Regions from separate parts of the Homo sapiens genome. Here regions 2, 3, 4, 5, 6 and 7 are each linked to region 1. The links are chromatin loops, found by intact Hi-C in ENCODE. Cell type or tissue: PC-3. All regions are shown on one strand.

What was found. A loop is a pair of places that touch in the nucleus more often than their neighbours do. Peaks named below come from ENCODE experiments on the same cell type or tissue, not always from the same donor. Only the 100,000 strongest peaks of a DNase experiment are listed, where the experiment ranks them.
Region 2: a loop joins it to region 1, with 4 times the contacts of the local background. A loop is called at or near these places in 5 of 110 quality-filtered maps.
Region 3: a loop joins it to region 1, with 8 times the contacts of the local background. A loop is called at or near these places in 11 of 110 quality-filtered maps.
Region 4: it touches region 1 in a loop (11-fold over the local background); 84 of 110 quality-filtered maps call a loop at or near these places.
Region 5: it touches region 1 in a loop (7-fold over the local background); 4 of 110 quality-filtered maps call a loop at or near these places.
Region 6: a loop joins it to region 1, with 9 times the contacts of the local background. A loop is called at or near these places in 9 of 110 quality-filtered maps.
Region 7: a loop joins it to region 1, with 5 times the contacts of the local background. A loop is called at or near these places in 6 of 110 quality-filtered maps.

What each region holds. Positions count from the first base shown.
Region 1 is chr17:62,702,207-62,706,206 of GRCh38, forward strand. MARCHF10 (membrane associated ring-CH-type finger 10) reads right to left here. Exons shown (of 11, transcript NM_152598.4): 10 at 3,333-3,375. It overlaps MARCHF10-AS1 (MARCHF10 antisense RNA 1), which reads left to right and starts at 4,000. Exons shown (of 3, transcript NR_147886.1): 1 at 4,000. RefSeq lists silencers at 1,651-2,060, 2,239-2,465 and an enhancer at 3,328-4,000. In PC-3, a CTCF peak has its summit at 1,703 (motif pointing right); DNase peaks (open chromatin) are centred at 1,135, 1,715 and 2,465; H3K4me3 peaks cover 2,389 bases; H3K27ac peaks cover 2,644 bases.
Region 2 is chr17:62,778,385-62,782,384 of GRCh38, forward strand. All of the region lies in intron 3 of MARCHF10 (membrane associated ring-CH-type finger 10), which reads right to left. Among named protein-coding and RNA genes, the nearest start is that of MARCHF10, 28 kb to the right of the region's middle. In PC-3, CTCF peaks have their summits at 2,050 and 2,252; DNase peaks (open chromatin) are centred at 807, 1,157 and 2,117; H3K4me3 peaks cover 1,295 bases; H3K27ac peaks cover 2,662 bases.
Region 3 is chr17:63,080,175-63,084,174 of GRCh38, forward strand. All of the region lies in intron 3 of TANC2 (tetratricopeptide repeat, ankyrin repeat and coiled-coil containing 2), which reads left to right. Among named protein-coding and RNA genes, the nearest start is that of TANC2, 120 kb to the left of the region's middle. In PC-3, CTCF peaks have their summits at 2,282 (motif pointing right) and 2,487; no DNase peak of the experiment used is centred here.
Region 4 is chr17:63,404,821-63,408,820 of GRCh38, forward strand. TANC2 (tetratricopeptide repeat, ankyrin repeat and coiled-coil containing 2) reads left to right here. Exons shown (of 28, transcript NM_001394998.1): 20 at 302-435; 21 at 1,334-1,457. All of the region lies in intron 2 of LOC105371856 (a long non-coding RNA gene), which reads right to left. Among named protein-coding and RNA genes, the nearest start is that of CYB561, 39 kb to the right of the region's middle. In PC-3, CTCF peaks have their summits at 1,008 (motif pointing right), 1,210, 2,107 (motif pointing left) and 2,308; DNase peaks (open chromatin) are centred at 1,151 and 2,101; H3K27ac peaks cover 556 bases.
Region 5 is chr17:62,789,054-62,793,053 of GRCh38, forward strand. The region is part of intron 2 of MARCHF10 (membrane associated ring-CH-type finger 10); the gene reads right to left. Among named protein-coding and RNA genes, the nearest start is that of MARCHF10, 17 kb to the right of the region's middle. In PC-3, no CTCF peak of the experiment used is centred here; DNase peaks (open chromatin) are centred at 1,718, 2,248 and 3,248; H3K4me3 peaks cover 1,363 bases; H3K27ac peaks cover 3,568 bases.
Region 6 is chr17:62,818,231-62,822,230 of GRCh38, forward strand. All of the region lies in intron 1 of MARCHF10-DT (MARCHF10 divergent transcript), which reads left to right. Among named protein-coding and RNA genes, the nearest start is that of MARCHF10-DT, 12 kb to the left of the region's middle. In PC-3, a CTCF peak has its summit at 1,780; a DNase peak (open chromatin) is centred at 1,791; H3K4me3 peaks cover 1,007 bases; H3K27ac peaks cover 1,454 bases.
Region 7 is chr17:62,886,615-62,890,614 of GRCh38, forward strand. No RefSeq gene overlaps it. Among named protein-coding and RNA genes, the nearest start is that of MIR633, 56 kb to the right of the region's middle. In PC-3, no CTCF peak of the experiment used is centred here; a DNase peak (open chromatin) is centred at 1,827; H3K4me3 peaks cover 467 bases; H3K27ac peaks cover 1,859 bases.

The DNA.
Region 1 (4,000 bases):
GGGAGAGCAAGAGGCACTGGGACGCAGTGCAGTCCCAGTGGAGGAGGTGGAGTTGGTGGGGGTGGGTGGTCTCCTTTATTCTTCGGGGAAACTCTTGTCTCAATATGTTTCTTTCCCCCTTGGCTTGAGTGAATGCTCTCTGACAATTTAGAAACAGTTTAAGCCAGGCGTGGTGGCTCACGCCTGTAATCCCAGCGCTTTGGAAGGCCAAGGGGCGGGGGGCGGGGGGCGGCGAATCACTTGAGGTCAGGAGTTCGAGACCAGCCTGGCCAACATAGCAAAACCCCATCTCTACTTAAAATACAAAAAATTAGCCAGGGGTGGTGGCGGGTGTCTGTAATCCCAGCTGCTTAGGAGGTTGAGGCAGGAGAATCGCTTGAACTTGGGAGGCAGAGGCTGCAGTGAGCCGAGATCGTGCCACTGCACTTCAGCCTGGGTGACAGAGCGAGACTCCATCTCAAAAAGAAAAATAAAAAAAGAAAAAAGAAAAGAAAGAAAGTTTCTGCCTGTTGTGGAAGAAACTGTTGCACGGAGCAGGAGCAACTGACATCCCCTCAATCCTACCTGGACCCTCTCACCCTCTCAGTTCTACCCAAGGAAGCCCAAGCCCCTGAGCTGCCCCCATCCCCTCGTCCATCCTGCGCTTTCTCCAAAAGCCAGTAGCCTTGACTGGGTGTTTGGGGAGGTGCTCTGGCCCAGCCTTTGGCCAAGGGCCCTCACACCCGCCCCTGTTCCTGCCCCTGTCCTCATCTGTTTGCATATCTGCAGGAGGTATTGCCCCCACTACCGACCCACCACCCCTTGTCTTGGTGACACTGGGAAGTTATTTGTGCCACTGGGAAGCAGCTGTCCTGGTGCTGGTTCCTGGGCACACCCAGGGACTCTCCCCAGCTGCCCTAACCTCGGTTTCACTTGTGGCATTTGTGTGAGGCTTTGGTTCTCACGTGCAAGGGAGGGGGGCCTGGTCAGCAGGCTGGCATGGGCACCACAGAGTCACAAAGAGGCTGGCACCTCTCTGTGCTACCTGGTGTGCCCTGATGTTTTGCCTCTTTTCCTCCTGTGTACCTCAACCGAGCTAGGGCAGCAGGTCACAGCTGTGACTCACCTCCGGCAACCCATATTAACAAAGTGCTGCCAACCAGGCGAGTCATGCCAGGATGCCAGGGGACCAAGGGAGTGTGGCCTATGGGGGAGGCTGGGTGCCCATGGCTCTGCCAATGGCTACCCTGGCTCTTGTCTTGAGAACGGCTCTGGCGGGAAGCCAGGCCAAGGCTGCGACTGGTCAGCACCCCAGGATGGTCCCTCTGTGCTGGGTTCTCCTCGGCCTCGGCTGTGCCCACCCGTGTCTGGGGTGTGTGCTGAGCTGGGGGCAGGTGGAGATGGCCTGGGCCTCCAGGGGAGAACTGGCTGTCTCCACCTTGGGGCCGAGAGCGGCAGGGGAGGGTTGGTGATGGGGTGGATCCTCCAGCGGGTCCCAGTTCCCGGAGGAAGGATGACAAATGAGTGTGGGTCGCTCCCTCTGTGGGACCATTTGCCTCGGAGCAGCAGGGAAGGGCGGCAGGTTCCCTGCCTCCCGTGGCGACTCTTTTCGGAGCACCACCCTAGGGATGTTCTTCTGCCCTCCGGAGACGTCGGTCTTCCCTGGGGCCGGGGCTCAAGGCCAGGGTGCCCCAAGCCCAGGCTCCAGGGTGTGCGGGGAAAGGCTCGGTCCTGCTCGGCGCGGCTCGCCCTGGGCACTAGGGGTCGCCCCTGCCCAGCGGAAGCCACGCGGGCGCGCCCGGTCGCCGCAGGTTTCCCCGGACCGGGAAAAGCGAGGCGTCTCCGGGGCGGGGCTGGGGAGGGGGCGCCTGGGCGCGGCGCCGGGACCCTGCTGCCCTGTCCTCCCGGCCGCGGCTGGACGGAGCGCGGGGCCGCAGCAACCAGGCCGGGCTCCCCGTCGCGCCCCTTCCGGAGCGGGAGGCCCTCGCCGAGGCGGAGGCTGGGACGCGCGGGGCGGGCGGCGGCGGGGAGCCGCGGGGCCGAGGCGCAGGGCGTTTTCCCCGGAGGTGCGGCGTGCGCCCGCGACACAAAGGTCTTTTAAAGACCTCGCAGCGCCCTTCCCGGCTGCGGAGGCTGGAGGCCCGGGGGGGCGAGGCCGGGGTCGGGGGTGGCCGCGCGAGGGGGCGCTGGGATCGGCCAGACCCCGCGGTTGCGCCCGGGCTGGGGCTCCCGGGCTCCTTTTGTGGAAAAGAGCGGAAAGCAGGGCCCTCTCCGGGTCTCTGAAAATGGTCAGTTCGGCTTCGCAGGGCTGCGTGCCCGGAATAATAAATTGGCTTCTCTAGGGTCGTAATCTGGGCCCCACCCCGAGCAGCTTTGAGCTGGTTCGCGCCTTCCAGGCAGGACTACTGGGAGTTCTCAAAAGCACCCCCGCAGTCGGCTGTGTCAGGATCACCTGGGTCCGGTGTGAACACGATTCCAGGGCCCCACCCCATCGCCTGAAGCGGAATCTCTGGGCGGGGCCCAGGAAACCGAGTTTTTGGTGAGTTCCCGGGTGATTCTGATGGCAAAGCCCATGTGGGAGCCACTGTTCTAAGGGCTTTTGGACAGGCAGTTGTGAAATTTTCCCCCAGAAGAATCTCTGGGGACCCAGTTGTCACACACCGCTGGATTCACTGCGGTGTTGATTCTGCCTCCTGATGAAGTTCTTCCCGAGTCTGACTTCGAGCCCGCCTGCTTTATTAAGCACGTTTTTCTCCAGTCGTTTTTTTTTTTTTTTAATGGAAAAAGGAACAGGGAGAAGGCTTTTCTCGAACCTGTTTGCAGAGAGCCGTCTTGCCCGCTTTGAGGGCCCTTTCTTGGGAGACCTGTTTGCTTTGTTCAACCTCTGAATTCAGCAGACCCCAAATCCACCAAGGCCACTAGCTTGTGAGTGAATGTGGTCCCTTCAGGTAAGGGCCAGACAGCCCCTGCCAGGGCTTGGGGAGGGTTTTCCTAGAGGAATCCTGGCAGTAAAAAAACCAACCCCCAAACTCTCCAAGTGCTGGACGCTGGAGAATCCCAGCAAGGAAAAGGAACAAATCTTATCTCATGCCGGAAGATAACCTCTTCCCTTTGTTGGCGCCTTTCCTTGCGTTCAGGATGAATTAAAATTCTTATCTGCTCTGCATCCAGTGAACTTGGCCTCGCCTTCCTGATTGTTTGCTGCGGCTGACTTTCCCAAGCTTTGCGGGGTTATTTTTGCCTCTGGGTGGTGGTCATTCCTTCCTTCCATGGCATTTGGTTCCACACAGTCACAGAAAAAGAGTAATTTAGCAAACACCCTCAAAATGGCAGGACTGGCCCCCAAAACCTACTTTCATTTTCCTCTGTTCTGGGTTGTGGGTAATTTCTTGACAACTACAAGAAAGAAGACAATGAGAAATGAATTGTTTTTTCCAATACGATTGTGAACAGATGTATAACCTCCTAGTCGCAGCAACGTTCTAGGAATCCCTTACACCACTTTAAAGGGGCAGGAAAATGGGCAGAGGTGCTGAGGGCTGGGTGAGTGCTAAGCATTGGCAGGGCTCAGCCTCATCCTGACGAGAGCTGCAGCCATAACCTGGGTCACCTTTGCTGTCTCGGGCTTCTAAATTTGGCAGCGAGAACAGACTCGCTTCCTTTGAGCAATTGATCTGAATAGCAGAATCCCATTCTGATGGTCCGAATCACATTTACAGGCTGTGGGGGTGAAGGCCGTGCTAATTGGCCACTTGCCTCACCACTGGCTTTGAAACAATCGCTTGTATTCTCTGCGCGGCAGGAAGCAGCAGACCCATCAAGGCCCTGGGCTCACTCTTTGTTCTGACTTTATGGCATTTTATGCCACAATAAGAAACACTGTGTACTCCGTGGGAGCCCATTGTGCCAGGCTGCAAGGATGTGGGCTCCGGTGCAGAGGGCCTGGTGCTCTTCCCCAGGAAGAAGAGGGGCTTTGTGACAGGCTGGGGGACAAAACAAGGGGTGCTGGACACTGTTACTG
Region 2 (4,000 bases), 76 kb after region 1:
GTATCTATCTCTCTTATAGCAGCCTGGAAGACTGCCTGTAAGGGGAAAAGTAAAGACAAAATCATTAGGGAAATGACAATAATCCAGACAAATCCAAGCACTTTGGGAGGCTGAGGCGGGTGGATCACTTGAGGTCAGGAGTTCAAGACCAGCCTGGCTAATATGGTGAAACTCTGTCTTTACTAAAAACACAAAATTAGCCGGGCATCATGGCGCACGCCTGTAGTCCCAGCTACTCAGAAGGGTGAGGATCACGCCACTGCACTCCAGCCTGGGTGAGAGAACACGACTCTGTCTCAAAAAAAAAAAAAAAAAAAAATCCAGACAAGAAAAGAGAGGGCCCTACAAAGGCAGGTAAAAGTGGACAGATTTGAGGGAGAGGAGAGGAGACAGTCAGGTTTCAGTGTTTGATTGCTGGAAGTAGGAGGAGGAGCAGAAGAAAGAGAAGGCAGAGTCTAAGATAATTTCCAGGATTCTGGCTTGGGCAGAAATAAGAACTTCAGGAAGAGGAAACAATTTGAGGGGAGATGATGATGTATTCAGCACCATGAGCCTGAGGGGCTTGTGGGACCTGCCACGGTGAACAGAGCAACGGCTAAAATGGAAAACAAACTCAAAGGAAAATTCCCACAGATCTGCACTTGTCAAACCGTGGGCTGCACATTCTCTCTCCATGACGTGCGTTTCAGGCTCCAGATGCTGCGTGCAGAGCTGCGTTCTTACCCAGTGCACCTCGAGGGCGCAGAATCTGAGCTAGAGTCAAGAGGGCGGCTGTGAAGAACACCACGCCAGGTGTTAAGGGTGACTCACAGCCTCCCAGGGTGGGGCCCCCTGGCAGCTAGAACCAGCGTGTGCATGCGCGACCTGCCTCATCAGCACACAGGCCTAGGGCCAGAAAGAAGAGGCCCGACCCACAAGGAATCTGAGAATGGGCAAGCAGAAATTAGAGAAAATTAAAAGCATGATTCATGGAACACATATGCCACATCCTAAGCCGTGGCTGCTTTCATGACACTGTAAAGGGTGTCAGTGGGTTGACATTGACAGATTAATGGGAGGATGTCTCCCCAAGAGCCGTTTGAAAGTGGAGAAGCTGAAGGTTTCACGGACACGATAGGATGAATCAATAGGGAATGAAAGGAGTCATGCAGATATACCCAGGTCATAGAAAAACACAAAATGCAAATCGAGCCAGCCTCCACGGACAGCTGAGTCACCCGAGAGCTAATATTTGCTAGGAGCCGCAGTATGCAAAGCATTGTGCTATGGATTATGCAGGGCTGGATTCTGGGAAACAAAACCCTTCCCTGGCTCATGGGGTCTTGTTTTGTTTTTGAGCTTGACTATAATCTGGAGCTGTGCTGTGCCACAGAACTTTCTGCAGTGACAGAAGTGTCCTAGATCTGCATGGTCCAATATGGCAGCCGGATGGCTGAGTGCAGTGGCTCACACCCGTAATCCCAGCACTTTGGGAGGCCGAGGCGGGTGGATCACCTGAGGTCAGTAGTTTGAAACCAGCCTGGCCAACATGGCAAGACCCTGTCTCTACTAAAAATACAAAAACTAGCTGGGCGTGGTGGCGGGTGCCAGTAATCCCAGCTATGCGGGAGGCTGAGGCAGGAGAATTGCTTGAACCTGGGAGGTGGAGGTGGCAGTGAGCTGAGATCTCACCGTTGCACTCCAGCCTGGGTGACAGAGCGAGACTCGGTCTAAAAAAAAAAACAAACCAAAAAACAAAAAATAATATGGCAGCCACTGACCAGACGTGCTCTTGAGTGTGTAACATGTGGCTAGTGCCACTAGGGATCTACACAGTACATTTAATTTTAATTAATTTAAACTTAAAGTTTAATGGCCACATGTGCCTAGTGGCCACTGTATTGAAAGGCACAGTTTTAGACCTTTGCTGCTCTCATGCATGGCTGGACATTCTGACTTTTTAAGCCATTGCAGGCTACTTGAAAAGACTTTATTTTTTATGTTAATCTCTAAAATTCGTGTGGATTCTTATGAACAAAACAATTACAGTGTTTACGTTGGGTAACAGCCTTCCTCTGGAGGCGCACCTTGCTTGCTGGTACAGTCAAGTGACTTCATTGATGTGAACAGCACACTGGGCCAGGCCTGGGGCACTGCCAGCTGCTTCTCGGTATCAGGTTCACTGCCTACGCCTCCTTCCGATGTAACCTTGAGTCCTGGTGACCTGGAATCTAAATATTTAGCACTCGGTTGCCACCAGTGAAAGGACTAGAATCTTATTTTTATTAGCAGAGCAAATGGTGCACTTAAAAAACTGACAGTGATCTCTACCTTTCTTCCCCATGAAGTAAATGCAGTGAGAACGTGTTCTCAGTCCTTGAGGCTTGTGCATTTGGAACGACGTCCTTTCCAGTGAGGATACAGGATCTTGGAAAGATGAGAAGGGCCCGTGATGTGTTGCTTTCTAGAAGCTTGCGGCTTACCATGTCCTGCGCCAATTAATCATTTTCATCATCTTCTATGGGGAAATCGGGGCTCCTGTCCCCTCTCTGTGAAGGTTCGTGGGGACAAAATTCCTTCCGTGCCTCTGTCAATCACAGCAAGCTCCTCTGGGCCAGCAGCGGTCTCGCCGGTGCCTGGGAAGGAGGGGCGTTGCTTTCTCCGTATATCCAGAAGCCTCTTTGCTTTTTAGTCTACTAAATTACCCACTTTCTAGTGGGTTATGCAGAGCCACTATTTATTTCCCTGTTAAATTCCAATCTGATGAAACAGTTCACAGGGTTGTACGTAACTCTGAAAAGGCTCTAAAATTAAGTTGCCATATTAGGTTGGCTTTTAAAAATGTGGCCTGGGACTGGGCTGAGGGATTCTAGAAGCCTCAGAACCTTCTCCTCCACCAATACCTGTTGGAGCATCACTTGCAAGTATATTTGGACACCAAGGCAGTTTATAATGTACTGTAATGTCAGTGTGCCACTTAGAAGTCTCCTTCGTTTTCACAATGATCCCACGAGATATGCATAATAAGTATCTCCTTGATGGGAAACTGAAGTGCTTGCAAGTGGTTTGCCTGAATTCACATTGTAATGAGAGGCAGAGCTGGCCTTTCATAAATGCTTTCTACTATGCCAAGCCACGACTGTAAATGTATTTAGGAAGTACCACTCTAAAGAACTTCTCAGCGCAGGCTTGATAGGTATTGCTTCATCTTGGACTTAGATGAAATCCAACTGCTGCATAACCAGCAGTTAGAGCCACTGGTTGTGGTGAGGAGGTTATGCCAGGATGAAGCAGCCAGCAGGTTAACTGTGTGTTTGGGGATCTGCCCACCTCAAGGCAGTTGTCTGGAAGGATACCTTGACACTGAAGCCATTATTTGATGGTAAATGCCTCGTTCGTTCCAGGCTCATCAGAATTGTGACAATTGGAGTCTGGGTTAAGGAATGAACAAGTGATGAAAACTGCAATATAAGTGTCAAAATTTGGTAGTGGTAAGAAGCACATAGTGACTGAATGGTGGAAAAATTTCCATGGATTAAGCAATTCACTTTCATAACAGCCACTCAATCAGAGAAGGAACCTGCCTTTACAAATCAGAGGCAAATGCTATTTCGAGTTTTCAGGTGCTGCAATCTCTAGGAGGAAATGACTTGGGATATTTCCACCTAGGGAGGAAGGCTTTGTTTGAGTTTACATCATCTCACTGAGCTATATATCATTCTCCTGCCCCTTTCTGATTGACGGAGAATCTTTTGCAACTCTAGTGCCTGATGCAACATTCAATACACTGAGCTGTGGACATTGGATCTGTCTGACCTTGGTTCTCTTTTGAGACATGCCAGCCTTCTTATTCACAGCTTCCCTTGAGAGACTAGCTCCAGGACCTCCCTGGAGTTGTGGACCCTGTGGGAAGAGGCTGAATAAGTTCTGCATCCCCTCAGGATGGGCAGCCTATACTCTGAAGGTTTGCAAACAACTGTTCTTTTTTTTTTTTTTTTTTTTGAGATGGAGTCTCGCTCTG
Region 3 (4,000 bases), 380 kb after region 1:
AGTTTGATGAAGGAAACTACAATTCCTGGAATTCGGATTCTGTATTTCAGAAATCTTGAGTTACTTTATCAGAGTTGGTTTTTTTGTTTGTTTTACTGGCTCCATTTTCTGCATTAAATGATTTTTTTCATTAGTGATCATATATATGTAAGCAACTTACTTGGTTCTAGACATTAAGTGGGTAGATGAACCAGCATGATATGATTGAAACCCAGTTTTTATTTTCTTTTGCAAAAATAGCATTATGCAGGCATTGAGTTCTGGTGTACAAGATGTGTACTGGTGTAATGATGTCCACGAAACCAGCTCATGCTGGAAGATGGGAAAATGCGGACGATGTGGCTTTGCATGATTTCCATTATTTGTAGCCAACTTTATTTGATTAATACATGCTGGTGTGTCAATAGAACTAGTATATTAAATTGTCAAATATACTATATTCTGATCCTCTTTCCTTGCAAATATGTAAAATATTTAGTAGAAATGAGATGTTTATGCTCTTGAAACACACAAATTATTCTTCAGTCTGGAAAGTTACAGTGATTTCTTTATTGAACCAACTGTGGTTAATTACGTAGAGTGACAAGGAAATTATTTCAATATTCAGTGTATTATTTCTTTATCTCAGTATAAGAATATATCTAGTATAGTAGCATTACTAATGAATAAGACCGTTCTGTTTATGTGCCAGGTTGTAAACTAGGTGCATAATCCTCATTTAATTATCAGAATAGTGTTGTGAAAGTACTATTATTTTCCTACAGGAAATATTAATTTTATATTATATTCTGGCTTTATAGTTATCTACATCCCAAGTTTCAAATCAGTATTGTTGGTAGCATGTATTTAGAACCTTTTCATTCTGATATATAAAGTATATATTTGTTTGTTGGTGGTTGGATAATATTTGGAAGATCTGAGCTTAAATGATAAATCCCTCTGAAATATCTTTATTGCTTGTTCTGTATTTCTTCAGAAATTTAATTTGTTGTAGATTTTTTAAATTAAAACACTATTTTTATAAAATTAAACTTGAGATGCCTTTTGGAATACGTAGCCCCAACTTGAGGCCAATAATTCATTATTATTTAGAATGTTAGGGATATGTCTTAGAATGTATTGTTATAGTTTCATTAATTTTTTAAAAAGTTAATTTATACCAAACAATGTAGACATTTAAAAAGGATATGTTAAGGCTTCTTCCTGTTCCACTCTCCTAAAGTAACAAATACCTACATTCAGTTTGTATCTTTCCATGTTTTCCTCTGAGCTCATACTGGCATATGCAAGGATGCGTATGCATATATAAACCAGTTTGAAGGTTTTTGAAAAATAAAATGCAGTTTTAGTTCTCCCCTTCTCTCTCAATTAACAGTATAGCATGGCCATCCCTCCAGGAACATACTTAAATTCTTAATTTCTTAAAATCTGTATATTGGTTGATAGTCTAAGTAACCCATTATGTATTCCACTGTTTCCGCATATATGAGTGTTCAGATTTGCAAAGTGATTATGATAATTAATTTATAATCTTAAGCTCTTGGAATACGTAGCCCCAAGCACATTTTGTATCAGAACATATTAAATAGACTATTTAGCTTATGATAATTGGCCCAATTAACACTAGAAGCCTTGTAGAAGCCGCTCCTTGCTTATTCACCTTTATGATAGAAAAGGAATAAAAGCATGACAACTAAAAAGTTTGGAAGGCCGGGCACGGTGCCTCATGCCTGTAATCCCAGCACTTTGGGAGGCCCAAGGCGGGTGGATCACGAGATCAGGAGATCAAGACCATCCTGGCTAACATTGTGAAACCCCGTCTCTACTAAAAATACAAAAAAAAAAAGTTAGCTGGGCGTGGTGGCGGGCGCCTGTAGTCCCAGCTACTTGGGAGGCTGAGGCAGGAGAATGGCATGAACCCGGGAGGCGGAGCTTGCAGTGAGCCAAGGTCTTGCCACTACACTCCAGCCTGGGCGACAGAGCGAGACTCCATCTCAAAAAAAAGAAGTTCAGAAAAGGTATGAACATCTAGAAAGATTTTATTTTAAAATATTCTTATGTGAATTTTTCTGGTAAGAGATAAAAGTTATAAAAAAACTTTGTAAGTCTTTTTGAAGGGTCATAAACAGTTGGATAAGAAATTATTAGGAAGGTATCTATTGGTAAAGCCTGGGGAAAATTATTATAGAGTTGATACATTTTTTGTTTTGTTTCATATGAAGAGCAGTTGGTTTTAATGTTTTTTTCCTAGTGAAAGTTTGAAGAGCTAGTTCCCACAAGGGGGCAGAATAAGACAAACCTGAAAACCTTCACACTATAAACACAGAAGTGGTAAATAATGTAACAAAATTTATTTTAAATTTATAGTTGATTTATTAAGAAGGAAGGGGAAATCACAAGGAGCTAGAAATGAGCAGAGAGGTAATTTTCTGATCGTCCTATGAATGGTACCATATATTGGCATATGTACCTACCTGTCCCCCGGCACATGTATGGACTGTAGGGTGATCATTCAGCTGTGGCCTTAGATTAGTATTGATGAGTGGAAGTTCATTTTGCTAAGTCCATGTATAAACTCCATCCCTTTGTTAATGAGGGTAGGGTAGAGTGGCTGGTTAGGCCATTTTCATTGGCTGAGACTGACTGAGTCCCCAGAACAGGCCATCTTGTTTACCAGGTTAAGCAGCCCCTTCTCTGCTGTGTTTGCTCTTTGTCAGGTATTCACATGGGGCATAGATTACTTCATGTGTGTTCCCTTTCAAAGAGATACAGCCAAATTCTTTGACACCAGATATCTTTGTAATCAGTTTTCTAATTGTTCCAAGTCTCTGAATATCCAGTAAAACCATTAAACACTGTCCATGAGTCAGTATAGAACAGTACCTCTGTTATCTCTCCTTACAATCAAAATGGACAATCAGGCCCTGCTCAAATTTCTGCCACAGGGAGGGCTTCACTTCTTCACTTCACCACTCCTTCAGGACCACCCCTGAATGGGGCTGCTGTGCTGTTGTCATCTACGTGTCATGCAGAGCCATGACATAACTACTCTGCCAGTCACTTCCTGTAGCTGTGTCTTCATCCAGACCAAGTGATGAGAGAACAGACAGAGAAAAAAGCAACAGCAATGAGGATGTACTTCACACCCTTGGGACCACAACTCCTGGGATAAGAGAAAAAGATTCCCTTCTCTCAGACTTCAGGTGCTTGCCCAGTCACCACTACCATATCCGCCTGGGAACTGGGATGGAAGAAAAGGGGGAAAGGGAAAAAAAGGGGGAGATTTCCTCCAGTCTCTTGGAGCCATAAGGGCCCCTTTTTCTGGTCCTCAGACCAGAAAGGGAGGGATTCTCTTGGAGTTTTTTCTGATCTTACCCAGTAGATACTTCTCTGAGTTTTGAGCTCTCCAAGCCAGGTAAAATGCAAGGAAAAAACATAGTAAACTCAGTACCACTTCAGAACTTTAAGTTCTGTGCTCCTTCCCCAGTCTGCCTGATAATATTTGTTTTCAGTCTTCAGACGGCTTTTGGATATTGTCAAATGCTTTTTATGGATCTGATCATATGGATATGATCATGTGATTTTTCTTCTTTAGCCTGTTCATGTGATTGATTTTGTTAATTGATTTTCAAGTGTTGAGCTAGTCTGGCATACCTGGTATAAATACCACTTAGTCATGGTGTGTAATTCCTTTTATACATTTTTGGATTTGATTTGTAAATATTTTATTGAGAATTTTTGCACGTACGTTCATGAGAGAAATTTCTGTAGTGTTCTTGTTGTATCTGTCTGGTTTTCATATTAGGATAATGCTGACCTTATAGAATAAGTTAGGAAGTAGTCCTTCTGCTTCTACCTTTTGAAAAAGATTGTAGAGAATATGTGTAATTTCTTCCATAAATGTTTAGTAGAATTTACCAGTGAACCCATCTGGGCCTGGTGCTTTCTGTTTTGGAAGGTTACCAGTTACTGATTAAATTTATTTAATAGTTATAGGCCT
Region 4 (4,000 bases), 700 kb after region 1:
AGGTAGACCAAAGCAGAGAAGACAGTCTGGTTAGGAAAAATGAAACCAAGTGAGTTTGATTAAAGGTGAATTTTCAATAGATTTATTATTATTGTCTCCAAATATTGTGAGGCAATTTAAATGTGTCTTTATTCATTATTTTTCTTTAGAACTTTTCTTTATGGAAAAGGTGGCAAAAATCATTATTCTTAGAAGTAAAGTAGCAATTACATTAATGAAACACAAGGATATGTCACGTTTAACATGGAGCGCTGGAGAGGACCAGAACCACCTATCCTCAATCTTTGTTCTCTGCCCTTAGCCCTAACAGCTGCAGCCGGAAGGGGCAAACTGGAGGTGTGCCGTTTGCTCTTGGAACAAGGGGCGGCAGTGGCCCAGCCAAACCGCCGAGGAGCAGTGCCACTATTCAGCACAGTGCGCCAGGGCCACTGGCAGGTAAGCAGGGCGACCACTTCCAGTCCCTCAGGCAGGACTGAGTTCTAGGTGAGGACTTCTGATGCACAGAGCAAAATGATCACAAGTAAAGTTTGGGTTACCCAGCAGTGATCAGGTTTGAGGACTTGGACCTTTGTTATGAGTATTCTGGTTAATTGAGAATACGACAGTTAACATTCAAAACCATCACTTGATACAGATTGTATAGAAGGACTAACTACTTATGTCCTGGTGATAGAGTGACCTCCTTCTCACATTTCACAGCATCCAAAGACTCCTTGGAAGGTTCATTTCTCAGCGGACTTCTGCTAATCACTTACTTGCAGATGTCTGAGACTTACTAAAAGAAAATACAGTGAATGCAAATTCTAACAACACAATCCTTTTAGATGTTTGGATTCTGGATAAATGTTAATTTATACACTTAGGATGGAAAGGAAAGCACACTGATAATAATCTTCAGAAGTATTTCAATAGAAAAAAGGCTGTAGAAGCCAAACAGCCCTAAAGAGTTACCAGAGTCACTTGATTATGTTCAGTTCAGTTGCAAGTATTAACTACAGGCAGATTTGCAACCACTAGAGGGCAATAAAGGAGTGATTTATGTTGGAACTTCCGCTATGGGATTGTTTAATCCTACATCTTGGCCTTTGTTAAGTTCTTTTTTACTTAGTAGCTGAGTCAGACATTGAGAGTTGAATCCTTCTCATTTGACTGTCCCTGAGAGAGATTAAATCACATGGTACTAGGACTATACAGGTACTTATGGGGGAAGTGGAAAGATACATGGGTGACTCGTACAGCAGTAGGAATTCCTACAGAGTAAGAGATAGTGTGCACGTGTCTTCTCAGCAGCTCTTCTTTGGGCTAATTGGTCCCTGTTTCTCTGCACTTGCAGATTGTTGATCTTTTACTCACCCATGGAGCTGATGTCAACATGGCAGACAAGCAGGGCCGCACTCCCCTGATGATGGCTGCTTCCGAAGGCCATCTAGGAACCGTGGACTTTCTGCTTGCACAAGGTTAGTCTTGGAATGCTAGAGCTGGCTGGCCAGTTTCCATAATTACCTGGTGAACTCATGATTTCCAGCAATGGATCCCAGGAGATGCTAAGAACAGATATTAATCCAGTTGGTTGGAAAATGAAAGGCTATCTCCTCCCCTCTTGTATTCAGTGTAATGTTTTTAACTCTGATACTCTCTATTTCCTTATGACTTGAGGGATTTAAATGAAATTAACATATTCTAAATTCTCATTCAGATCAGTAGTCTCCAAACTTTGATTTTTTAAAAATATATACTCAATAAATGTTCATCTTCCGGGGATTGTGTTCTGACTTTATCAATTCTTTTGTAAGCCTGCACAACTAATATTTTTCTTGAATTCAAAGGAGGCAAATGCCAGTGAAGATCCCTGCTGACTCTGGGATGCTATTTGGGGGATCAAGATTATTACCCTGTAGTAATAAATTCCTTTTGACACTTACCAACATCCACAAATTCCTGGTGAATGGGAAATAAGTTAAAGGAGATGATGATCACACCACCATCATAAAGTACGTCAGGCTCCTGTTGGTTGCTGTGACCTCTATCACCTGTGCATAACAGTGGCTGCTGATGATGGACCTCTGTAGTAGAAAAAGCTCATCACTGGTGACTCTGCAGTGCCATCTAGTGGAGCTTGAGCATTTACTTGAAGCAAGAGACAGAGGCAGTCATTCCAGTTAGCCTCCACTATTAGTAAACTGGACGCAAATGTCGGTAATTACATCCACAAGCACATGTACTTTCCTTCAAGAAAACCAACCTCCTGAAGAATTATGCCTAGGCCAGAGCAGCTGAGGGTAGTTTAATTAGGAAGAAATTAGGTTTCTTCTAAGATTTCAAACTACAGCTCAGTCAGAGACTTACTGGATCTTTAGCTGTATCCCTTAAGTAAGATTTTTTTCCACAGACTCAGACTCAAGGCTGGGTCAGAATCAGAGAGTTGCTCTTACAGGGTGCGAAGTGGCTCTTGCCTTCCCCATATAAGCTACCAAAGAAATTTGGCTTCATGCTCTCTCCCTTCATTCTGCTGGGGAAGCAAGGAGGAGGAAGGTTGGGCCTAGATTCTCAAGATAAGATGTGTCCAGAGTAATATTCCAGAACAAACCAAGTCCACTGAAAGAGGCAGGAACTCTTGAGCCACTGATAACCTTTAGATAGCTGCAAAGTACCTGTCATGTGCCAGTAGAGGCTCCGTAGCCATAGATTCCAGGTATTTGTTCTCCCTTACCAGTGAAGACATTTTCATCTTTGGACTGTTTCATTTTTTTCCACACTTAGAGGCTTAATGAATTCAACAAAGATTTATTTAGGCTATGTTATTAGCAGAACACTATACTAGGAACTATGAGTGGTTCTGATTTTTTTAATTAATACACTATAACCTGTGCCCTCAAAGGGTCTATAATGTGGCAGGGAAGAGATGAAACAAAGATAAATGCCTTAAAAAGCGGAGAATCCTGAGTGCTCTGATACAGGCGTCCGTTGAGTTAGACTAGGACAGACTTTGAAATTCGAAGAGGAAAAATGTTTTGTATTTAGGGAGAGGAAGTAACATAGATGAAAGGCCAAAGAGGAATGACAGGTTTGGAGAAATATGCAAGCTGTCTAGTAAAATGTAAGGGGACTACGGAAAATAAAATTGGAAAGGTATGTGGAAATGGAAAAGGACCAAGTTAGAAGAATCTGGACTTAATTCTAAAGGAATCTGGGGAGGCTTTAAAAATTTTAAATAAGGAATTGATGGCAGAGTTATGCTTTAAAAACAATCACTCTGGCAGTATGTGAACAGCAGATTTGACAAAGGAGCCAGGAGATCAGTTAGGAAGCCATCGTAATGGAACATATGAGGCATAATGAGGTCCTAACCCAAGGGCAGTAGCTTTCAGCATAGAACAAAAAAGGGCTATGTGCAAGAGGTATTTTGGATATGAAGCCTGATTAGATGTAGGAAATAAGGATAGAACAGTTAAAGATAACTCCAGAGTTGTAAGACGGACATTTGGGAGAATTGTGATTTCATTAACTGCATGAGAAAGAAAAGAGAGAAGAGGAAGATTACAAATTGGATTTTGGAAGTATTTAACATATTATGGATTTGTTTCATGTGTATCTCCTTTTAATTTCTTCTCTTTCCTTATCTTTGGAAAAATCAGTTCATCTGTAATGTACATCCAAAACTTTCTTATCCTACTCTTTCCTCCACTGGATACTTTGTCCAGGAAATTTATAGATGTTGCATCTGAGAAAACGCCTTGGATTCTGTTCCGTATTTAAACTTATTCCATATTAGAGTCAGTGTTTTAATTGCAAACTATACCATTACATAAATGGCTCTCATCAGGATTAAGGGATGGTCCCTTCCAGCTTTTCATCCTCCTGTGGGAAACCATAGACTCTAATGACCTCCAGAGATGCAAAGGTGATAGGCTAGATAACTGCTGAGTAAACCCTGAGCCTGCTGTGGCAGGTGCTAAGCTTGAGCTGACATCCGAATCCTGTCCAGCTGAGGGGGCAGCCA
Region 5 (4,000 bases), 87 kb after region 1:
AGCGAGACTCCGTCTCAAAAAAAAAAAAAAAAAAAAAAAAACGCAGGTCAGACGTAATAGCCATTACTTTAATAAATTCAAACAATAAACATACTGAGAGGCATTTTGTCAAGAATGTACCCAACTGTTGCCTTCTCAAGGAGGGCAGCACCTGTTACACCTTGTGAATTTCTCTTTCTGGTCATTCTCTTCATGGCCCCTCCCTCTTCCTACCTTCACTATACTGTGACCCTGGAGATGACACCCTAGTTGCGGGATGAGAATTGTCAACATCAGAGCATGTGTGTTTCCTGCACTTGGAATCTCCTCTGTTAGAAGCTCTCTTGGCAAAACCGACTGATCTACTAAAAAGCCTGCTGCTGTGGCCTTGCCTCTCTTTAGTTTCCTCTGCCCTCTCTTCTCCAGGCCGAATTAATTGTCAGAGTTGCAATGTATATTAATTTAAGCTTGAATTATACATATTTTTTTCCTATTGTAGGTAGTTGTTTGTGGTTTTGAGCCTGTTTCTCCTGCTGATCATTGAGAACCCTGAGAGTAAGGACAACTTCTTATCTTTGAATCCCCCAGCATCCAGCATTTAATTTTAGCTGAATTGCAGCTGGCCAGGTGCCCAGAGGCTCATGCCTGTAATCCCAGCACTTTGGGAGGCTGAGGCAGGTTGATCACTTGATGCCAAGAGTTCGAGACCAACCTGGCCAACATAGTGAAACCCTGTTTCTACTAAAAATATAAAAATTAGTTGTGGTGGCACATGCCTGTAATCCCAGCTACTCAGGAGGCTGAGGCATGAGAATTGCTTGAACCTGGGAGGCAGAGGTTGCAGTGAGCCAAGATAGTGCCACTGCATTCCAGCCTGGGTGACAGAGCAAGAGTCTGTCTCAAAAAATTAATAATAATAATTTTAGTTGAATTGCATTTTTGCTTTGGAGGAAAATATCAATCCCTAAGTGCAAAATAAGAAAAATAAAATTACCAATGAAAATAATTCCCCATGTTTCTTAACAAAATTAAAATAAAATCTGGTACCAAAATATTTCTCCTGTAGTACTAGGACTGAACAAACCTGAGGATATCATGTACTATGGAAATTTCAACTGATTTTAAGTACCTCAAAATAGTAAAAGTTTTTTTTTTCCCCCCAAGATGGAGTCTCGCTCTGTCACCCAGGCTGCAGTGCAGTGGCACGATCTTGGCTCACTGCAACCTCCACCGCCCTGGTTCAAGCGATTCTCCTGCCTTAGCCTCCCAAGTAGCTGGGGTTACAGGAGTGTGCCACCACGCCCAGCCAATTTTTGTATTTTTAGTAGAGACAGGGTTTTGCCATGTTGGCCAGGCTGGTCTTGAACTCCTGACCTCAGGTGATCGGCCTGCCTCAGCCTCCCAAAGTGCTGAGATTACAGGCATGAGCCGCCACACCCAGCCCAGTAAAACTTTTTTGGAATGTTTCTATACTTGCAGATCCAGTAGCCCAATTCAACTTTGCCTTGCCAGGGCCAAATTATCCACTGTCATAGAAAATGAATTTGAAGTAAAGACCAACAATATTGTTTGTAAACTAGGCCTGACAACTGCCCTTCCTGGCTGGGTTGAGAAAGGAAAGATTCCTTCAGCACGTTTCACGCCCTCTGTTAGAAAAAGCATCTCCTTCCGTGATGCAGTAGGACTTACCAGAATTTCACGCCATGAGTAAGCCTGACATTATGCTGTAAGGTTAAGAATAGAAATGACCCGATACTAACAAAACATTTACTCCTTGGAATTGGGACAGTTATTCACATCGTGCTTTATGTCTGAATTGCAGGTGACACTCTAGCCTCCGGGCTCATCACAGCAGCCAAGTGGTCACCTGCAGGAAGTGGAATCCTAGATTCTGGGGAGAGAGATGCAGCTTCACTCCAACTTGCTTGGGAAGGGACAACATCTGTCCCACAGTTAATCTTCTTTTCAAAAACTATGCCACATAGATAGTAAGTCATCATAATAAACACTGGACTCTGTTTGTTTTAATAATTTAAGCAAGAAAAACCAAAGAACACTAGGCAGTAACCATAATAAGTTAAACAAAACAAACAAAAAACACCCAATCATAGAGAAACCCAGGTAATCCTAAAGGGAGTCGGCTGGAAAGTGTAACGAAGTTCAGCTAAACGTGTGCCTTTGTTGTTCCAATCCTTTTACAAGGACTTCAAATGGGAGCTTGTGTTTGGAAAGAGCACTGGCGTGGAGTGTTGTTTCCGAAAGGGGCAGATGTCTGTGCCGTCCTAACCTACTGGTATTAAAGGCAAAAGAAGAAAATGCTGATGGGCTGAAAGTGGAGGAGGCAGTGTTAGCAAATGCACCAGGACCAAGGCAGATTTTGTGGGATGAACAGAATTCTTGTGGGCTGAGTGTTTTTTGAAAATTCTCTCCAAGAATGCATACGACTTAAATATTTCTTTACCAAAAGGGGAGGAAGAATAGATTGGTTTGCAAAGTTGAAAAAAATTTTTTCCCTCTAGTTCCTTGTTCCTCTTTTTACAGAGGAGCAGAACAAACCAGTGGCAAGGCAGGTACTTAAACTTTTATCTTGACAGAGCCAAGCAATCTTTCTACGTAAATCAAACATGAATCCTCTCAAAGTTATAGCTTTGCTGAGAAGGAACACAGGGGCAGAGCAAATATCCAGACTCACAGTCGTAGAAGCAGCAAGAACCTTTGCCTTATTCCCTGCAAGGGCTGGTTTTCTTTGTATTTGTAATTGTAAATGATTTTCTGTCAGCTGTTGATGTTGTTTTTGTGCGGGGCGGGTGGGGGGAGCCTAAGGTGACTGGGCAGGGGAGGACAGAATCCATGGGTCAGGAGAGGAATGTATTTGTAATTCATAACCAATAGCGGCTTCCCTTACCCTAGACTTTAAGAACATTCTCCCCTTTCAATTGCACGTGTCAGGATTCGGATGGCTATAAATAAGTCTCTGATCATGTGGCAAAACTGGCCGAGGGCAGTCTTGAAATTGAAGGCTTCAGGTAACTTTTTATTTCTTCCTTCTGGGAAGATCAGGGCTTCTTCCTTCCCTCCTCCATTGGTGTTGACCCCCCACCCCCCTAGTGCGTCCCCCTGACTACAGCATACGTAGTCGGGCTGCCTTTTGTACAGAAGGTACCACTGTGGGGGCAAAATGCAGAATGTGCATCAATGTCTGTGGGGATGACGTGGGTTTTGTGACTCATTGTAACTCAATCCTGGTAAACACGACAATCCCCAGCTCTGCCACTTTCTAACATAGTGACCTTGGGCGAGCTGACTAATGCCATTGATTCTTGCTTTCCTCATCTGTAAGAGGAAGTTGCAGATTGTTGATATGTTAACATCAACAAGGCATACAGTTGGTGATATGTTAATAATGGCTGGCCCTTGGGGAGTGTTCAATCAAGGGTGCCTACTAACACCATCACCATCACCACCACCACCATGACTACCATTTCCATCACCATCTCCATCACCACCACCACCTGCACCACCACCACCACCTCCATCACCACCACAACCATCACCACCCACCACCACCACCTCCATCAACCACCAACGCCTCCATCACCACCACCACAACCATCACCAACACAACCATCAACCACCACCACCACCACCTCCATCACCACCATCACCTCCATCACTACAACCATCACCACCACCACCACCATCACCACCACCACCTCCATCACCACCACCACCTCCATCACTACCACCACCACCTCCATCACCACCACCACCTCCATCACCACCACCACCACCTCCACTGCCACCACCACCTCCACCACCACCACAACCATCACCACCCATCACCATCCCCTCCATCAACCACCACCACCTCCATCACCACCACCACAACCATTACCACCACCACCATCATCTCCCTCACCACTGCTGCCTCCATCAACCACCACCACCTCCATCACTACCACCACCTCCATCACCACCACCACAACCATCACCACCACCTCCATCAACTACCACCAACGCC
Region 6 (4,000 bases), 120 kb after region 1:
TTGCAGTGAGCCGAGATCGCGTCACTGCACTCCAGCCTGGGAGACAGAGCAAGACTCCGTCTCAAATAAATAAATAAATAAATAAAAATAACTGAAAGAGTATAACTAGATTGTTTGTAACACAAGGGATAAATGCTTGAGGGGCTGGATTTGCCATTCTCCATGATGTGATTATTACACATCGCATGCCTGTGTCAAAACATTTCACGTACCCCATAAATATATATACCTAATATGTACCCACAAAAATTAAAAATTAAAAAAATTTAAAAAATAAATAAACACTGACTGACAAATGCTAATGAGTGCCAGGACACTAATAGAGTGCCACAACAGAGAATATTGGGAGGAGCAGGGAGACCCTATTTACACAGGTGGTCAAAGATGACCTCTCTGTGTGAGACCTGAAGGATGAAGAGAAGCCAGCCTCCGGGGGTGGAGAAAACAGGACTGAGATGATTGTAAGGTGAGAGAAAGCTCAGGGGATTCAAGAAAGCTTAAGGTGTGGCTGGAAGACTATTGTGAGGGAAGCCTGGTGAGGTTGTGAGAGTTGGAGTCAGGTTTTATTCTAAGCACAATGGAAAGCCATGGAATGGCTTTAAAGTGTATGTGCATTCCTCTGTGCGTACGTATGTGCATGCACGTATATGCGCGTGTGTGTGTGCATCTGATATATCGTCTGGAGCATATTGTAGAGACCCATGAGAAGGTTCCCCACTAGAATTGGTAGTTATGACCTCGTGATCCCTACTACAGCCTTTGATGAAACATCAAAATGTCACTCAAGCATGAGCTTGTCCATCAGCATGAGACATGATCAAATATGAATTATCAAAGAAATTTTCCCCAGTTCTGGGACACACACATGACCAGATGTTCCATGTTGGGTAGCATAGCCTGATTTTTTTTTTTCTGATGCTGAGTTTTGCTCTTGTCGCCCAGGCTGGAGTGCAACGGGCGCGATCTGGCTCACTGCAACCTCCGCCTCCCGGATTCAGGTGATTCTCCCTGCCTCAGCCTCCCAAGTAGCTGGGATTACAGGTGCATGCCACCATGCCTGGCTAATTTTTGTATTTTTAGTAGAGACAGGGTTTCATCATATTTGTCAGGCTGCTGACCTCAGGTGATCTGCCCGTCTCGGCCTCCCAAAGTGCTGGGATTACAGGTGTGAGCCACCGCACCCGGCCGCATATCCTGATTTTTAACTTCCAGCCTCTTGTTCCAATGCAATCCTCATAATGTCCCTTACTGATGTCCCTCTTTGTTGCATCCTGGGTCTTGCTCCTTTTACTCCCCTCTCTTTTCTTTCTCTTTTGATCTCCGCCTGTCCTTCCTCTTCTCTCCTTTCCCCTCCCCTCTCCATCCTTCCTCTCCTTCTCTTCTCTCTGCCTTTCTCATTAAGAGTCAAAGTTCCTTGCCAAACCACAGCTCTTAGGTTTCTATTTTCCCGAACAGATTTCTTGGCTGGTTTTACAGACTTTTCAATTGGTTCTCTCTTCTGCTTCCATGTAGTCTCTTCTCTGTTTCCAGTCACTGCTCCTAGACACTCTCCTCCCCTCCCTTAACAAGCCTAACCCCTAGGTTACAAAGTTTGAAAAATGTCAACAGGAAAAAGGGCTCTTCCTGTAGCCCTGTAAAAAAGAAGACGTGAAGGAGTTAACCTCGAGCGACATCAGTCTCCAGCCATCAGTACAGTGAGGCAGTTCTTGAAAACCAGACAGAACAGAAGGTATCACTGTGCAACGTCCCTTCTGTGGCTCACGGCGCCCTCTGAGTCAGGATAATGAGAGAACATTCTTAAAACATGACCTAACCACGCTCTGTCCTCAAACAAATTCCTGGATGTGTGTGGAGTAAGCTCTCCCAGCAAGCCTGAGCACAGACGTGCGGGGCGGGCTTGTTAGCACTCTTCTGAGTTGCTCCCTTTACAAAGCCACCTTCCCAGCCAGTTCATTTGTATTAAAGTAAACTTTTAAAAATAACCAGTCAGTCTGTCCAGCAAACATGCTATGGGCCTCTTATGGCTGTACTTTCATAATTTTATATTGTGGCGACTGGGTCTCTGTCTTGGGGGGTATTTGGGGGCCTTTGACTTCACACTGTAGCAGGAAGAAGTTATGCAAAATTCTCGTCAGATATAGAAAAAAGGAAACAGGATATCATTCATTTCCAGAATGGAGCAGAATCACAACACAGTGATTGTGATTGCAGAGTGTCCTTTATTTCACCTACACCTGAAGTTGTGTGTGTGTTTGTGCGTGTGTGTGTTTAATACAGGCGGCTTATCTGAGTGATTTTAAGAAATTAATTTAATTGAAAAATGATTAAATTACAAAGAGAGGAAAAAGCATTTGGTTGGCATTACATGGGGTCAGAGGCCACTGCTAATGCAATATTTCATCAATTGCCTCATTGCTATTCTTTCAATGATGTGATTTAGTTTCTCAAATAGCTCTTATCCTGGCAGGCTTGCCTTAGATACATTGTACAGAGGCCTTATAATCATTACAATGTATTTACTTAAACATTTTAAAAACAATTAAGCACTTTTAGATATATTTGTGTATGTGCGTGCGTGCATGCATGCGCGTGTGTGTGTGTGTGTGTGTGTGTGTGTGTGTGTGTGTGTGTGTACATGTCCACAGAGGGATTTTATAAATGTCCGGACAAGGGTTCTGAGTGAACACTAGGACAAGTGTTGAATTTATCCACTGTAGTGCCCTTCATGCATTTCAAAGAGCTCCATGCAGACTCATGTTAAGCTTTTTTCATGCCCTTTGAATATACCACTATCTCCCTTTAATACACTGAAGAAACAAGAGGACAAAGAGTCTCCCTGTGTTCCTTATCCAAGGCCACACAACTGTTGCTGGAACCTTGAGCTTTCTGAGTGCCAGGCACTTACTTGCAGTATATCGAACGCTGGGATATGGTGGAGGTTTAGTTTGTTAAAAAGTGTGATAGCCCTATGATTGTGGGAAAAAGTTTTGACATACTTTGTTTTTTATTTTAATGCAGATCAAGTCATTATAATGGTCTTTCTCTTAGAAGGCTACTGAGGTTGGGTTAAACAGTAACAGGGGTGCTTGGGAAAGGGTAGAGCAACATTTTGGCAGCATATGAATGGGTATGTGTGCACATGGGTGGTAATACCGCATGCCCTGACCTGTCCTATGCCTCTTCCCCTTCACCTTTGTTTCAAAATGTTGTGTCCAGCGTTGAAAAATGCTGGCACAGTTTGATGCAGGTGTTTGCAACCTCCTTCACCCCAAATGCCATGGTGGTGGGGATGCTAGGCTCTCTTAGCATCCCCCTCCTCGTGCTGCATGAGGTGGGAAGGCAAAATCATGTATTCATTCATCAAACGCTGATCAAGCACTTAAGTGCTAAGTACTGTTCGAGGTTCTGCGGATTCACAGAGGAATAATATTCGGTCTTTGTGCTAGCGGGGAGGTAGGAAAGTAAACAAGGCCATAGAGTAAGCTCTACGATAGAGGTAGATGTGGGCCTGGGTGGTGGTGGGGGCACAGGGGAGATGAAGGAGAGGAAAAGGAAGGTTCTCACGGTGAGGGATGGTGAAAGGCCTCCAAGAATTGCTGGAGGCCCCATTCAGTGGTGGGTGCTGGCGCGTCAGTTCCCTCTGAGAGGAAGCATTTCTCAGCAGCACCAAACACTGGCTAGACCTTGAGCTAGATGACGTTTGTTGTCAACTCTCCCAGCCTTCCTGTCTGCGCCCTTTCCCTCCCTGTCTGGAAGGAAGCTCCCAACAGCCTTTTCAAAATCTGCTTAGGGCAGCTATGCATAATCAATATTTATTGAATCAAATTGATCTGAAAAGTATTCGCACTACGGTATAAATGGCTCATACAGGGTACACCTGGGCACATGTACCTGGAAGCCTCAAGCTAAAAGAGCTTTTGCCAGCTCAGCAGGAGAGCTTCATAGTATGTTGGAGGCTCCTACACCCGAGTGCACATTTTCTGGATGGTTGCCCACTTTT
Region 7 (4,000 bases), 180 kb after region 1:
ATGTGGTAAAAATTCTGATGGGAGACACTAACTTAATTTTTCCCAGAATAATCATTTCCCTCAGTATGAATTATTAAATATTCTATACTTCTATTAATTTGAGATGTCCTTTTAATCATATGCTAAATTCTTATATACTGTGGGGAAGTGGATCTTACTATTTTTGCTACCTCCACAAAACTCAAAATAACAATATGCAAGGATTTGTAACTGGAGAGTTTGATCCTAAAGGGAGGCTTAACAAAATTTCCAGCGGATGGCGTGCATTGTTGAAAAAAGCCCTTCTTTTTGAAAATTACTATGTTAGAAGACACATAATCTATTTTGTTAATCTAGTTACAGATTCTCGTGCTTTGTTTATTGTAGCTCTTTTAGCATACTTTTCTAGTAGAGTTAGCCTCCCCCACTTACCTTCTTTTTAAAAAAATTATTGGTTGTTTTTGCTTATTTATTCTTTTGTATGAACTTTACGATTTCTTTATCAAGCTCCTCACTTGGATAGTAATTCAACTTACATTAAGTGGGTATGTTAATTTGTAAAGCATTGCCATTTTAGATTTGTCATCTTTTATGTCTCTTAGTCAAATTGTATGCTTTTCTTCACATAGGCTATTACTTGAAACTTTACCCTATTGGGTCTTGGTTTATTTTTGTCAAAATCCAATTTTCACTCACTTTTGCCTTTCACTCACTTCCTCTTCTAGCTAGGTTCAGTTACTTTTTCATGTGAGGCCGCATGGAGTAGGCCAGTGGTTCTCAGACTTTAATAGGCATTAGCATCACCTGAAGTGCCTGTTAAAACACAGATTTTTCTGATTCCATAGTTCTGGGATTAGGCCCAAGAATTTGCATTTCTAACAAGTCCCAGGTGATGCTGAAGCTGGTCCCAGGGATTACACTGCAAACCACTGGTATAGACCAATGCTTCTCAAACTCTGATTATTTAATAAACTCTTATTAAATAATCTTATCTGATTAATATCTGATTAATAACTTATCTGATTAATTTTAGCTGATTAATAACTCTTATCTGATTAAAATAAACTCATTCTTATCAAACGTTAATGTGTGATATGGTTTGGCTGTGTCCCCACCCAAATCTCATTGTGAATTGTAGCTCCCACAATTCCCACACGTTGTGGGAAGGACTTGGTGGGAGGTAATTGAATCATGGAAATGGATCTTTCCTGTGCTGTTCTTGTGATAGTAAGTCTCACGAGATCTGATGGTTTTATAAACCGTAGTTTTCCTGCACAAGCTCTCTTCTCTTGTCTGCCGCCATGTGAGACAAGCCTTTCACCTTCCAACATGATTGTGAGGCCTCCCCAGCCACGTGGAACTGTGAGTCCATTAAACATCTTTCTTTTGTAAATTGCCCAGTTTCGGGTATCTCTCTATCAGCAGCATGAAGACAGACTAATACAATGTGCATGGCAATTACACACATGGTTAAATGCAGGTTCTGATTTAGTAGGTCTTCACCAGGATCTGAGATTCTGCATTCTTAACAAGTTCTCAGGCCAATTCTGCTGCTGCTTGTCCACACACCACACTTTCAGCAGCAAGGGAATAGAACAGAATGAAGAGTGTGGGCTTTGTAGTCTGACAAAACTGAGTTTGAATCCCAGTCTATACTTACTAATTGAGTAACCTTGAGCAAATAATTAATTTAACTTTTCTAAACCCAGACTTTATATTAAATCAAAAATAACAAAGCCTATTTTGTGAAATGATGTTATCTGGCACAAAGCAAATAATGTATGTTTTTTCTCTGACTCATAACTGAGAATTGTATTTGCCCTACTGAATATTGACTCAATATCAGAGTCAACCCAAAACTATGGGTCTTTTGTTTGTAGTCTAATTGCAGGTAGCTTCATTTGAATCTCTAGGGTGGCATTTCTCAAACTGTGTTCCATAGAGATGTTCTTTAATGTTCTGTGGTCAAATTCATTATAAGCATATTTTCCTTTACATTGTTGAGCATAGTTATAATAGCTACTTTAAAATCCTTGTCGGCTAATTCCAATATTGGGGTCCTCTAGGTGTCGGTCTTTGTTGATTATCTTTTCTCTTGTAGGAGTCACATTTTCTGATTTCTTTGTATGCTGAGTAATTTTGGATTGCATTCTGGACAATGTGAATGATATGGTATAGACATTCTGAATTTTATGATGTTCCTTTAAAGAGATTTCCGTTTTTGTTTTAGCAGAAAGTTAACCTGGCTGAACTCACACTGCAAACTCTGTCTTCCTGGAGAAAGACATCACTAAAATCTCAGTTAATTTATTTTTAGCTGGGCTTCTTGGAATCTGTTCCATGCATGCATGGTTCAGATGTCAGCCAGAGATTTATGCATAGAATTTGGGCCTCCTCCTTTCTGGTTCTCTCCTTTCTGAGATGTCCCCCACTTGCTAGCTGCTGTAGTTATCCAGAGCTGTGTTTCTAGTTCTCCAAGTAACACTGAGCTTCTATTTGAGTTTTAACCATTCTTCCTGGAACAGCTCTCTGTAGAGCCTGTTCTAGGACCAAAAGCTGTAAAAATGGGAAATTCATCCAATGCCATTCCCTTCTTCAGTATTACAGCCCATTTTTGATCATTTTTTAGTAACTTCAAATAGTTGTCTGTATTTTTTGAGAGTATATTTTCTCAAGAATTTAGTCTTTGTCTACAGAAGGGTTGGTCTAACATGAGTTACTTGGCCTTTACTAGAAGTGAAACCTGTGTGATTTTCTTTAATCTAGTATTCCCTAAAGAGATTCTTTATTTGGCAGAACCTTATTAGCATATCACAGACCTTAGTATTTTAAAGAACCCATTATTGGAAAGTGCTATTCTCAGATTTTTCTCCTGGGAGGTTTAGAAAATGCTGATAAAATTAGGAGATTAGATAGTGATGAAGCAAAATGAGTTTTGAAGGAAAGCTGTTGGAAATAAACTTGAGAAATGCATGAAAAATGCAGTGTTTCTCTTAATACTCTTCAAGTAATATTCTATGGAGAAGGGTGGTGGTTTTCTACGGCATTGCTCTCTGAAATTAGAATACATTCCCAATTCCTTAATTTCTCTTAATCTATTATTAGGCAGTCGAGTTCCATACATTTATTTCAACCCTTCTTGAACCTACCCATGTGGAAGGCAGAAGCGCTGGGACATGACCACCCAACTCAGCTCTGAAGCAGCCCTCACACAATGACGGGGTTGGTATATAAATTTATCTCAACCCTTCTTGAGCCTGTTCATATTGTTAATGTTATCTAATTTTACCATTAAATAAAAACCAAAATATTTGTTTAGGAGAATTAAGGCCTTTAATTTTATTTTGCTTAAAGTCCCAAGCCCAAAGGTTGGGAATATGCTACAATGGACCTACACAAATAAGTAAATAATACCAAATACTACACACAATCCATACAACCAAAAAGATTCAAGTAACCACCATTTTTTTCTGCCCTCTCATTTTATTTATTTATTTATTTATTTATGTATTTATTTATTTTTTGAGACAAGAGTCTCACTCTGTTGCCCAGGCTGGAGTACAGTGGTGCGATCTCGGCTCACTGCAACCTCCACCTCCTGGGTTCAAGTGATTCTTCTGCCTCAGCCTCCCAAGTAGCTAGGATTACAGATGCATGCCACCATGGCTGGCTAATTTTTGTATTTTTAGTAGAGACAGGGCTTCACCATGTTGGCCAGGCTGGTCTCAAAATCCTGACCTCAGGTGATCTGCCCACCTCGGCCTCCCAAAGTGCTGGGATTAGAGGCATGAGCCATTGCGCCTGGCCCTACCCTCTCATTTTATTAGAAAAGGTATTAAATAAATAATTTGATATTAGAAAATAACAGGATCAGTAAAGATTCAGCCTAACACCCATCTTTTAACTACAATGGATGTACAAGTAATAAAACTAAGCCATGATAGTTGCTATTTAGATAAATAAAACTTGAGGTAAAGTGTCTTTTTGATCACAATAGAATAAATTGTTTTCATTACTGCCA